Regions from separate parts of the Homo sapiens genome. Here region 1 is linked to region 2. Evidence: chromatin contacts called from ENCODE Hi-C data. All regions are on one chromosome and are shown on one strand. Each heading gives the region's core, a stretch centred on a gene start or an enhancer-like site at or near the end of the contact. The rest is flanking DNA. Distances are from core to core; before and after follow the strand shown.

What was found. A loop is a pair of places that touch in the nucleus more often than their neighbours do. Pooled maps may share reads with other maps.
Region 1: a pooled map shows a loop between it and region 2 (7-fold over the local background). The contact joins the enhancer-like site here to the promoter of FANK1 in region 2. A Hi-C loop is called at or near these places in 5 of 50 pooled maps.

What each region holds. Positions count from the first base shown.
Region 1 is chr10:128,209,422-128,212,171 of GRCh38, reverse strand. No RefSeq gene overlaps it. Among named protein-coding and RNA genes, the nearest start is that of LINC01163, 75 kb to the left of the region's middle. RefSeq lists silencers at 5-154, 1,484-1,643, 1,734-1,923 and an enhancer at 2,123-2,684. Within about 2 kb of position 1,396, at least 16 of the 41 ENCODE cell types and tissues checked have a DNase peak (open chromatin) inside an H3K27ac peak, as active enhancers do.
Region 2 is chr10:125,895,227-125,897,926 of GRCh38, reverse strand. FANK1 (fibronectin type III and ankyrin repeat domains 1) reads right to left here and starts at 1,363. Exons shown (of 11, transcript NM_145235.5): 1 at 1,272-1,363. The coding sequence starts at 1,284. It also overlaps a transcript of DHX32 not described here. RefSeq lists silencers at 793-1,087, 1,179-1,318, 1,479-1,558, 1,779-1,858.

The sequences.
Region 1 (2,750 bases), core at 147-2,646, 2.3 Mb before region 2:
AAGCAAGAAGCTCCTCCGGCCGGGGCTGGCTCCGCCCACTTCTCAGGCCCCGCTGGGCCTCCCGCGGCCGCAGACGCGCGCCCTCTGGCGGCCCCGTCTGGACGCACACGGCCTTGTCCATAGCCCGGGCTAGATGAACTCCCAGCCCCGCCGGCTGGTGACACAGGTGGCACCTCTGCCATCGTGGAAAACCTGCAAACTGACTTTTCAAACTAGCCACCCCGTCCCTCTCAGGCAATACCAAACAGCTGGTAATTCATGCAGAGCAAACTACCACGTCTTAATAACGGAGAAGAGCCCCGGCTCCTAAACGGGACTGTGGAAGGCCGACTCCCTGGGCCGCAGCAGCAGAATTTTATTTCTCAGGACTTTCATGGGCTCTCAATCAGGCCACCGCAGCCACCTCATACATCTTAATAAACCTTACATCAGAGAGAAAGCTTTGAAACGAAATTGTCCAGTAATACGCACTTTCCAATCGAAACACATGGGAGTCTTTAAATATTTACCGCACATAAATAAAGCATGCTATGTAGCTGGCGCTTCTTAGCACCTACGCATGCCACGTATCAATGGACGCTGGATGTCAATATTGATGTATAAATAATAATATTAAGCACAGAAATACACCGCGCCGGGAGAGGTCTAATCGCACTGTCCCCTGGAAATAAACGTTTCTCAGGGCTGTTTCTGAAGGTGGGATATTTGTCTCCCTCCTCACTTGACCCTGAGGGGATGGAGGGCAAGGTGGAGAATGCCCTGAGCAGACACCGGTGCACCGCAGTGCACAGCCAGGGGTGCCACTCCTCCACCTCCGGAGAGACCGGGCGAGGCATCCGCAACCGCGTCAGAGCCTGGCAGCGGCCTGGCAGCATCCCCTGCCCTGGGCCTCGCTAAGGTTCCATGAGGGGTGCGTGGAGCTGGAGAAGAAAGGTGCGAATTCTGCGCTTCCCCGAGGTAGCCCCGGGCGAGCAGGGGGCCAGCTCCAGAGCCTCGGGCCACTGCGCCATTCCTCCCCCTGCGGGAGCTGCTGCTCCAAGGCTGTCCCTGCTGCTCCCGGGGGAAAGGGCAGGGCCGCCGCGGTGGGCGCTGAGCAGGTGGGCTCCAGTCGCCCCTGACTCCCAGGCTGCGCTCCCTGCCAGGCCCGGAGGATGCGCCCGGGGGAGGCGCCCTGGAGGCCGCGCGGGCACCGGAAGCCTGGGGGTGGGCCCCACCCGCGGACAGGTCCTGCTCTTCAGGCTGAGAGTGTGGGCATCACCCGCGAAGACGCCCCGTGGGACAGCAGGGGCGCTGTTCACCCCACCTGTGGGATCGCAGCGGGGGTTGGAGGGAAGGGGGCGTCAGAGATCCCCGGGGCCCCAGGGGTGCCCGGGGCCCCGCGGGAACGCGCAACGCGGCGGGGCGGAGGTGGGGCGTGGCCGGGACAGGCAGGGGCCGCAGGAACTCGCCCCTTCCTCAGCAGTTTAGCCCGCGGAGAAGCGGCACCGCGCCCCCCACTGACGAGGAAACGGGGGCGCCTAAAGGCCCCGGGGTGCTCGCAGAGAAGCGCAGCGCTCCGCTCCCCGGGCCGCGCGGCCCAACCTCCGGAGGGACTGCCCGGGACGTGGACGTGGAGTCTCGCGGCCGCCCCTGGCCCGCGGCCACCCTCCCTGTGTGCTTGAGAAACGGAACCCAGAGGCCTGGCCCGCTCTAGTGGGAGCAGAGACGCCACCCGCGGGCGAGCGGAAGCCTCCCGTGTCCGTGTCCCCGTCCCCTCCCCGTCCCCGTCCCGTCCCCTCCCCGTCCCCGTCCCGTCCCCGCCCCGCCCGGGAAGGCGCGCTCGCCCTCTGGCGGCCGGCCCTGGAAGGGACGCCGTCCGCGGCCGGACTCCACTCCCGTCCATCAAACCAACAAGGTCAAATGCAATCTATTTGTAAAGGCCGCCTCTGATTACTGTGGCAACTGGAGACATCACTGAACCCAAAGTGTGATTAAGCTGCTCCTTGTTCCATATTAATTTGGGAAGGAAAACAGCTTCATTCTCGCTTTTCCACACTCCCTCCTCTGTGCAGGGCATGCCCTCGCTGGCGGGGCTTCCAAGCCCAGGCTCTCCTCCCACGCGGGCCCTGCGGGCTTCCGCAGGCAGCACGGGACAGGGCCGCAGACTCTCAGGCAGCCTGTGGTATGATGAACTGGTCTGCAAGCAAAGAGCCCACCTCCTCAATATTCGTGGGCACTTCCCTTTGAGGGAAGGTCCTGGGGCCGGGCTGCAGTTTCAGGCCCAGCGCAGCAGTCTGCTCCCCCAGGAGCTTGCGCAAAGCCCTTCAGCCCTGTGCCCTATTTCCTCAATGCAGAAGGACATAGAGCCCCACGGGACTATGTGAGAATTAAATGGGAGAATCCATGAAAGGCACTCTTTAAAAATAAACTTAAGGCCAGGCGCGGTGGCTCACACTTGTAATCCCAGCACTTTGGGAGGCCGAGGCGGGCAGATCAAGAGGTCAGGAGATCAAGACCATCCTGGCTAACACCGTAAAACCCCGTCTCTACTAAAAATACAAAAAATTAGCCGGGCGTGGTGGCGGGCGCCTGTAGTCCCAGCTACTCGGGAGGCTGAGGCAGGAGAATGGCGTGAACCCAGGAGGCGGAGCTTACAGTGAGCCGAGATCGCGCCACTGCATTCCAGCGACAGAGCGAGACTCTGTCTCAAAATAAATAAATTTAAAGTTTTTACTTAGAATGGTTTTATAGAAAAGTTGCAGGTAGTACAG
Region 2 (2,700 bases), core at 114-2,613:
CCTCAGCCTCCCAAAGTGCTGGGATTACAGGCGTGAGCCACCGGGCCAGGCCAAGTTGCTGTTTTTAAAAGGTATATTTCAACTCACTTCTCTAAGGCGGGAATATACACAGCCTGCCATCAGTTTGACATAAAACAAAAATTTTAGCGTTCTTGTATGCTAAATTTCTTTTACTAGGTTAAAAAAATGTAGAATCCAAAGAGCTGTAAATGCAAATGACAAATACTGTACAAAATCTATCAAGCAACTATAAGTCACAACTTGCAAGCTTTCTCCTCAGCAAATGAGTTAAAAGGAAAAGTATTTGAAACTTTCTTGGTGGAAAACGAATGACCTTTAAAAATGCCAACATTTTCCCCAGAGAATAGATTTGGTCTGAGTTCTTCATTTCTGAAATTGTACAAGATAAGACGACTTGGTTTGAGAGTCAAACTGCATCCTTCTATAAAGGTTTTAGATAAATTTTAAGTCTCCATACAAAACACTCCCCTTATTTTGAGAACAAAAGGAACAATAAGACAGCTTAGGCGGGGCAGAGAAAGAAAGGCCTTGAAACAAAGTCCCTGGAAAGGTAAAAACAACAACAAAAATAGTAAGTTAGAGCTCGTGTTTAGATCTGATAACTCAAAACTGCACAACTTTTGCCATACATCGAAAGCAACATGGGAAAACAGAAAAAGAGATTACAAACATTTTTTGAGTGTCCTAACTTGTAGAACCCCTAAGAATGAATCAAATACACTTGGACAAAGCTCTTCTTTTCTCTCTCTCTCCTTCAAGTCGCAGACTAGGGGTGTGGGGCGGGGGGCGGGGAGTAAGACGGGGTCTCTAATAAATACAAGACCCAGCCTCGGACGTGTTTAATTGCTGACATTTTAGAAGAAAAATGGGCTACTTACAATTAATGAACCAAACTACCAAACTAAAATCATGAGTAGGAGGAGGAGTAAATGGAACCGTCCGGGCGAAGTTTCAGGAAGACGCACGCTGGGGTCGCTGCGCCCTTCCCCACCCATACCTCGGGGCTCTCCAGTCGCTCCCAGCCCCCAGCGCGGACTCTAGGGCGCCGGCGGCCCAACCATACAGACTTGGCAGGATGTAGCCCCCTTCTCCCCTCTCCAGGAGAGAAAAGCGCGAGGAGACGCAAACCGTATTTCCGTGTCCGAGCGTTGAAACCTGCGGAGTCGCGCGCGGGGCGCCCACACTCGTTCCCGGGGAGCCCCAGCCCGGTCGCCCGCCCCGGTCCCAGCTCCAGCCCGGGCCTCCCTTACTCTGGGGCTCCATGGTCGGCTGCTCCCCGGCCTCCGCGGGCGAACCCCCGGACTCCTAACGCCTCTCAGCCAGGGCCGGCGTCGCTACGGTTGCCCTGACAACCCGGAGGCGAAGTGGGCAGAACTAAAGGGACGGCGAGCGGGAGGGACCAAAAGCCGCAGGAAGTGAGGGAGCGCGTGAGGACCCGCGCGTCGCCGGGGACACTGAGCGAGGGTAGCGGCCAGGTCACCGGCTGAGGACACTGCTCCTGAAGCCCGGTCAGGCGGTCGCGCCCTCCCTGGCGGCCCCCGCGGCCCCGCAGGACCTGTGCCCCGACGTCGCCGACCCGCGGTCCCCGCTGTCGCCGACCCGCGGCGTCCGTCGGGCGAGTGGGCCTGCCCGCGGGTAAGGCGCCGGCCCTGGGCCGCCCTCCCGGGAATCGGGAGCCGCCGCTGCAGGTAACAGCGGGGCCCCGGCGGCGGAAGGGGTCGGGGGTCGGCGCAGGGGCGGGCGCGCCCCGAGCCGGGTGGGCGGCCCCGGCGCACCTGTTGTAGCCGCCTGGGGGTCCCCTGCCCGCAGTTGGCCGTGGACGTTCCCCGCCCCGACTCCGAAACGCCGAGGGCGGCCTCCGCGCCTCCTGCTCCGGGAGCCGCGCCTCAGCGGGAGGACGGAGCCCTGCGGGCAGCCCTCGCACCAGGGGCTCCCTCCGAGCCCGGGCATGGGCCGGGCCTGGGGCGGTCCCTCGAGCCCCCCTGACGGGAAGCGTGGAGCAATGCGAGCCGCCGCCGTCGTCGCTGTCGTCCCCAGTGAGCCTGGCGCGTCTCCTGAATCGCGAGAGCCAGGAGCACGGTTTTGCCCGGCTTTGCCCCGTCATCCCCGTGTCCCATTTCAGGCAGGGGGCCCGGGTTGGATCTTTCTCGCTGGCTTCGTTTTTTGTGTGTTGATTTGTTTCAGTCCTTCGCGTTTCCGGTTGAGTTACGGAATCTGCCCACACGTTTTGTGGCCAAACTTTGTAGGGCTGTGAAACAATGTAACATTATCCCACACAATAGTCTTTCATACTGGTTTTAAAACACAGTGATTCAGGGTTTGCTTTAAGGAAGCTTTGAGGATCACAAGAGATTATTATCTGGTAGGTTGTAAAAATTCAAACAACCAGGAGAGTATCATAGGTTCCGGAACACCAGAAGGAGGAAAGAAAAATGGAGACGAGAGAAAAAGGATAAGCAAGAAAGTGCAGGGGCATTAAGGGTGTGGGGGGCTGCAGGATTGATTTGGTATTCAGGTCTGGAGATTATGGCCCCTCTATTAATTCCAACCGCTGCTCCAGACAGTACTTGAGGGAAATGGAAGGAAGAGCCGTTTTGGGGGTCATGGAAGTGATTACTAATCTTGCCAGTAGAAAGATTTCCACTCCATGGATGACAAGGACACTAAGGAGAATTACTT